2 separate regions of the Mus musculus genome follow, and region 1 is linked to region 2. A link is a contact called in ENCODE Hi-C or POLR2A ChIA-PET data. All regions are on one chromosome and are shown on one strand. The core of a region is the stretch at or near the end of the contact, and the rest is flanking DNA. Distances in the headings are between cores, read along the strand shown. Region 1 has its middle 13 kb from the start of Gm31179. Region 2 overlaps Rassf2 (Ras association (RalGDS/AF-6) domain family member 2).

What was found. Hi-C counts contacts between places; a loop is a spot of excess contacts on that map. ChIA-PET counts read pairs that join two places held with the same protein, here RNA polymerase II (POLR2A).
Region 1: a loop to region 2 is called in a map of gastrocnemius, with 6 times the contacts of the local background. The contact joins two enhancer-like sites. A Hi-C loop is called at or near these places in 4 of 37 maps with a recorded cell type or tissue (adrenal gland, gastrocnemius, regulatory T cell and 1 more). POLR2A ChIA-PET finds 5 or more read pairs at or near these places in 2 of 5 experiments (Patski and embryonic stem cell).

What each region holds. Positions count from the first base shown.
Region 1 is chr2:132,041,311-132,044,645 of GRCm38, reverse strand. No RefSeq gene overlaps it. Among named protein-coding and RNA genes, the nearest start is that of Gm31179, 13 kb to the right of the region's middle. Within about 2 kb of position 1,450, at least 1 of the 3 ENCODE cell types and tissues checked has a DNase peak (open chromatin) inside an H3K27ac peak, as active enhancers do.
Region 2 is chr2:132,005,376-132,008,689 of GRCm38, reverse strand. Rassf2 (Ras association (RalGDS/AF-6) domain family member 2) reads left to right here. Exons shown (of 11, transcript NM_175445.4): 4 at 1,173-1,324; 5 at 3,294-3,314. Among named protein-coding and RNA genes, the nearest start is that of Rassf2, 23 kb to the left of the region's middle. Within about 2 kb of position 1,494, at least 1 of the 3 ENCODE cell types and tissues checked has a DNase peak (open chromatin) inside an H3K27ac peak, as active enhancers do.

The DNA of each region.
Region 1 (3,335 bases), core at 201-2,700, 36 kb before region 2:
TTTCCCAGATTTCCCTTCCCTACACGGACTCAGGTCCAGGTTAGCCATGAGAGAAATGGGAGTGTGCTCTAGAAAGAAGCTTCAGATGGCAGCAGCTGCAGTTATGTTTGGAAGATGGGCAGCTGAATGGCATCACTGGTGTGTGACCAGACTGCAGCTCACCCTTCTTTCCCCGATCTGGGCTCTGCCATCTCCCACCAGCCACTCCCTGGCATGTGAAAAGAAGACACGGGTGCCAGTGTTTCCTGATGTGACTCTTTGGGTTCGGGCTTGTCCTTACTTTCCTTGCTTTGGGTCCACCTTTCCTAACTGTGTAACTCTAGCTGCCCTGGGCTTTCTACTTCACACAGAGAAAATAGCCTTCCTTTCATAGAGTTCTTCCTCAATTCCCTGCCGGTCTTAAAGACGTTACCAAGGGGTTGGGGCTATGGCTTAGTCGATAAAGTGTGTGCTACACAAGTATAAGGACCCGAGTTCAGATCGCCAGTTACCCATATGGACAGCTGGGCAGGGCAGCACACACCTGTAATCCCAGGGCTGGACCTGACTGATGGTCAACCAGCCGGGCCAGCTGAATCAGTGAGCTGCAGGTTCGGAGAGAGACCCTACGTCAAAATAATAATTAGAGAGTCAATGAGAAGCACACCCATGTGTGCACAAATGCATGTGTGCCCACACAGGTGTCTGTTAACCCAGAGAGAACTTGTACATGCACAAAGGGTGTGACCACACCTACTGCTACCTCAAGACTATGTAGTCTATGCTCATAGTAAATTCAAAGGGCATCCCATTCGTTAGGAAGGCAATCCCAACCTCTTCACCATGGCCCATGATACAAAGGTGACCTGACTTCCTCCCACCCCTCTGTCCTTCTCCTCTGAGCTGACCTTCTCCCTGTGTTTCTGGGTGCAACCTTATCATTCCTTTAGAACATAGCACACAGACCGGACATACATTCTCTGTGGAGACTCACTTAGCTGCTTCAGAAGCCGGCTTCCCTGGAAACTAGGATCTGGAGAGGAATTGGTTAAGCTTGTTAGAAGGGCTGGACAGTTCAGGCCTGTTCTCAATCAGGGCACAGTGGGAAAGCTTGGGAAAGTCTCCATAGCGAAGTGATTAGGTTGAACGTGGGAGAGAAAGAACATGCTGATAGTTCATCTCCACGTGTACCGAGGAGGGTGGAGGGCCGGGACAGGGAGGAAAGCAGTCAAGGTCTCACAGTGCTGAAACCCTGAGAGCTGGCTTTGCGACTGCAGAGACCGGGCCAGCTCTGGCAGAGGCTCAGCGTCTCAGGGTCGGCTGGAAAGAGCCCATGGACTCTCTCCTGCTGGTTGTGCAGTCCTGCCCGCCCCTGTTTGGCGTCTTCCTGAGGTTTCTTGGCCCAGGAAGCATGCCTTGGAAGCAACTCCCAGCAGCTGGCTCCTCTCTATAACCCCACGTGAGAGGGAGGTGGTGTATGTTCCCTGGCCAGCCCTCAGTCTGAACTCCTTCACACACAGGGAAAGATACTTGGTGTTGCTGAAACGCCATGGGACACAGGCAGCTCATTTCATCTTTGGGTTCTGACTCTTGGCCGTATAAGTGGAACATAAAACACCTCTCATTTCCACACTGCTCCAGGCACACAGCACCACACGCTGCTTTCCCACTGAGCTGGGGCTTCATGCCTTTTGAACTTGCTACTCTTTGCCTCAGTCCAGAATGTTTCTCCCCATCTTAGGAGCTCCTGCCACCTCTTAAGCCTGGAACCAGATGTGAGCAGTTCCATAAGGTTGCCCCTTATACAGCTTATTGTTCTTTCTTTCTGGACACTTCCACGTAGTGCCTGGCACTGAAAATGGTGGAGATGGGCGCCATCTTCAACCTGAGGAATACTTGTTCATCTTACAGTAGTTCAACAAATGCTGGAGGCTCGTTCTGAGTTTTTTGTTTCTTGTTTGTTTATAAGAGTGTTCCATGTAGTTAGGCTGGCTTTAAACTTACTACAGAGCTGAGGCTGGTCTTGAACGCCTGGTCTTCCTTCCCAGCTCTGGTTCTGAGTTCATCACGATGCCCAGGTGAAAGCTGATACACCTGCTGTCCACAGATTCAAATCAGGAAAGCGTCAACACACTTACATTGAATTTCCATGTTAAATATTCTGGTGTGCTACAAACAACACTTAAAAATCATAATTTATTCTCTTCTTTGAAACTCTGTGCAGCTGGTAACAAAAACCGTGATGATAGAATTCAGGCAAACCTGGCTGTTTAGGTTAGTTCTGCAATGCCTCTGTTGGCCACACCCTAATGGTGGTGATGGGACTATGTCATATCTTAGCCATCGGGATGAGAAGGGGCTTCTGGTCTGAGTGGATGGCATGCTTGCTGTAGGTTCAGCCTCCTTCCCCCACAGTCCCTACCAAGATATCCCACTTTCCACGCGATCCCCAGAATGGCCCAGGTATCGTCTATGTTCCTCTCACCCTGACTGTAGGGCACACATGGGGTCCCCAGGTTTCCCGCGTTTAGGCTTTTCTCAGGGGTAAGTATGCCTATTCCTTTAGTGCTTCCTGAAGCTTTAGAAGCTACCTGGTTCTACCATGGCTGAGGATGCTCCATCATGCAGCTCAGACATGCATCAAGACAGCTCCATGCTGCAAGGTCTCTTACTACTGATGAGACCCCTCACTGGTCTAAATTCGAGGATCTTATTGTCGAAAGGCTCCCTTCTGAGATGACCTTAGACGGAAGGTCTCTGGCCACGTTCTCAGGATTCCCGAATCCCACAGCTGTGTTTCACTCCTCCATCTGTGATGACCAAACAAGCTGACTTCCTCTTTTTTCTCCATCACTTACTTGTGTTTGGCTGCTGCTATTATTCATTTGATTGTTTTATTTCTCTGTGAGGACAGCGTGAGAGCTACACACGAGACGAATCTCCGTCCAAGGCAGTTTAGCACACCATAGTTAGTGTTTGTTTTTCATCCAACACAGCTCTACTGAAGCCCTGAGACAATGCTGCTGTCCCTGCTGAAGCTCTCTAGCAGTCTCTCCCATTACTTCAAACCAACTGCCAGCTCTCGGAGCTGGGCCATTTATTCTGCATGGACCTTTCACTCCCTGCTTATGCCAAGTTCATCGTTGGCATTTTAGTTTGTCGGTACAATGGTTTGTAAAATCCATGTTTTATTCTTTGAACCACAAATCTAATAGTTGCCTTAACAGGGGTACAGCAGTGCTCACTGTGGGCTCTGGCCCGCTTCTTCATCTCTTTAGCCAGCTTCACTTTTGAGTATTGTTGCCTTGCTCCAAGGCATTATGGGAACCCTGGAGGAACAAGAGCATCTCACTGTT
Region 2 (3,314 bases), core at 245-2,744:
ACTAGAGACCGGGTGGCCCACTTCTTCCAGCTAGGCCCTCCTTCCTAAGGTTTCCACAAGCAGGGGAGCAAACCTTTAGCATGTAGCCTGCGGGAACATCTTGTAAACAAACTAGAACAATCCTGTCGTCAACTCTCTGAGACCTCACAGTCAAAATAGGATTGGAGGGGCTGCATCTGGGAGGGTTTTATGTTGAACTTCTTGTTAGTCAGCAACCTCTGAGTATAACTTTGGAATTCCTGAAGGATTTATTCGCCTCTTGGGAGGTGTAGTGGTGTGTTAGATTATGAAAAACACTGGGGGAGTTAGTTCTTCTTTAAAAAATAATTAGATGAGGACTGTGGCTTGCAGCTAGCAGACACTTGACACCTTTTAAGGCAACACTTCTGCTCTAGGAACGTGCTCTGTAAGTAAACTTGGGGGAAGCTTTGAATCTCTGTTACCCAAAGTCAGGTCAGATTGCTAAACGCAAGGGGAAACAGCCAGTTCTAGGGTTTTGTCCTTGCTTCTAATTAGGCCAGTCTCTGTTATTTTAAGAGAGGTTCTGACCCTCTCTCTGTTTCTCTCTCCTTCCTTCCATCTTAATTGTTTTCCTCTCTCCTTCCTTTCTTTCCTTCCTTTCCTTCCTCCCTCCCTCCCTCACCTCTCTCCCTCTATCCTTTCCTTTCCTTTCCTTTCCTTTCCTTTCCTTTCCTTTCCTTTCCTTTCCTTTCCTTTCCTTTCCTTTCCTTTCCTTTCCTTTCCTTTCCTTCCTTCCTTCCTTCCTTCCTTCCTTCCTTGTTGATTTTGGTCATGTGCTCATTCTGAAGCTCATCCTGGCCTGGAACTGTTGGCAATCCTCCTGCCTCCACTTCCTGAGTCCTGACACTATAGATAGGAGCTATCACACCTCTTATTGTACTCTGATTTCCTTAAAGTCATTAAGATGAAGGCAATAAAAACGGTTTGATGAATTGCCCACGTGTGTCTCAGTTTTAAAGAAACAGGGTCTTGCTGGGGATCTCCCACATGCTGCTGAGAACCTTGTGCTGTTGACCTTTGAGGTCATCTGTGAGGAGCTGGAACTTCCCAGCAGAGCGTGCCTCAGAGCTAGGATTTGCTCACTGCTCCCTCCCTCCCTCGCATCCTATGGATCCACTCTGGGCTCAGCACCCTCGGTTGTTTCATGGCAGGAGGAAGACGAGTTCATTGTGGAGGGGTTACTGAACATCTCCTGGGGGCTGCGCAGGCCCATTCGGCTGCAGATGCAGGATGACCACGAACGCATCCGTCCTCCTCCATCCTCCTCCTCCTGGCACTCCGGCTGTAACCTGGGCGCACAGGGGTGAGTGAAGGGAGATGAATTTGAGGGTATCTGGGGGCTGCTGGTCCAGTTCCCAGCACCCCAACTGCTATCTGCCACAGGTTTGGGATGGGGACAAAGGGACCTCTCACCTGCCTGACTCCACAGGCACAGAGTGAAGAGGGGTGGTTCTGAGTCAGCAATGGGGAGTACAGGGTAATGGGCAGCAGAGGGCCCTCCCTCCAGGAGCCCTAGCCAAGCCTGAGGCTTCCGACAGGGTGCCAACACACACATCCTCCCAACTTGAATGGTCCTGCTCCAGGGACATCTAGGATTTGAACTCACTGATCAAAGCTCTCTCCCTCTTGGTGGAACCTAGTAGAAGAGAAAGGAATGTTCTGTCTGAGCCAGCCGAGTGAGGTCAGCCAGCGAGCTTCTGTACACCTGGAACAGGTCATGGCAGGAGGCAGGAGTCTAGGAGGTCCTCTATTGAACCTCATTGCAAGGTCAGCGAACAGCAGCATGTCTGCTCTCCCACCTTCTGTGACTGAATGAGAAGCTGGATGCTGGCACGGGGCCGATCTTCTTGTTCTCTCTGGGACTTCAGTCTTGAGATCAAGTGACTAACTAGCCTTGTTCCCCTCGAAACTTGCTGAGGTGGGCGGCATTCGGGCCAGAGCCTGGGTGGAGTGTGCTGGCCACTCAGCCAAAACCACAATGACGTGCTTTCAAGTTTAAAGGGGAACTGAGCCCTCCTTCCCTGCTGGCTGCCTGGAATGTTGTTACATTCCACGGCCAAGTGGATCAGTGTCCTAAGTTGAGAAATATCCACAGAAGAGCCAAATCCTGGAACCAACCTTGGGACTAAGGAGGGAAGTTGTTGCCCTGCCCACTGGGCACGGGGAAGCCTGGTCAGGGCTCTTGGGCTTGCTCTCAGCACATTCACAGTTCCGGTGGGCCAGATCCTGTCCGTGCCCAGCTTTGACCTCTAGATTGTTACATTCTGTTCTCCAAGTGAGATGATTTTAAAGATCCCATTTTCCTGTGATGCCTAGGGGTCCTTCCGTCTGCACTCCAGGTTTTTCTGCGTTCTCCAGTGACAACCTGGTCCCTGAAGCCTGTAAATATTTTAAGGGCTTTCAGAAGCATGTCCCAAATGCCAGCCAAACTTAAATGTTGCCCGCAGGAGTGTGTTTGAGATGCTCAGACCAGTTTCCGCGTTGGACAGTGGCGATGGGGTGCCACCTGGACCCAGTGCCTGCATTTCTCGGAAGGGCACAGACTGAGGCTTAGACAGTTATGAGGGAAAATTCTTCCAGTTTGTCAATTTTACTTTTCTTTCCTTAAAGCCATTATTCTAAGAATGTATGCCTTAGGGAGCCCCTCCCCTCTTCTCATTCTGGTCCTTCCTGAGAAACTCGACTCTCCCTTCAGACTGAATCCCCTGTTGATCTTGGATGTGTTTTTCTGAGCTGACTCCATGGCTCTTTGGGGCTTTCAGAAAATATTCCCAGTTACCACAGCAAACCCAGGTCGCGTAGTTCAGGTGAGCTTTTGTGGTCCCTTCTCCTGATGGCAACCCTGAGAGCATCATCACTCCTGAGCCGAAGAAGCCAGGGCCAGTTTCTGAGATGTTCCTCCAACAGAAAGAAACCCAGCTTGGAATCGTGTCCCTAGAAAATGGGCCCTAGGCCACCACATGTGCTTTGAGACTCAGTGCATGGACTTGGCTCTGGGTTCTTCCTTCTGGATCTAATGAACTGGGTTCTTGCAGAGGAAGGAACAGAACATGTTTCTCCTGAGCTTCCTGCCCCCCTCAGCACTTAGAATGGGATCTGGGCCAGCCTCCTGGATGCTCGGCACATCTTGCCTGCCTCTTGCTTGCCTGTCAAATACTTGAGTTTCCCTACATGGCATGTATAAAAGTTCCCATTGCAGGAAGGGGGCCGTGAAATTGGGACCTGTCCTCTCAAGGTCTAAACAAGCCTGCTGTTTGTTTGCACCCCCTCAGCACCACACTGAAGCCCCTCAC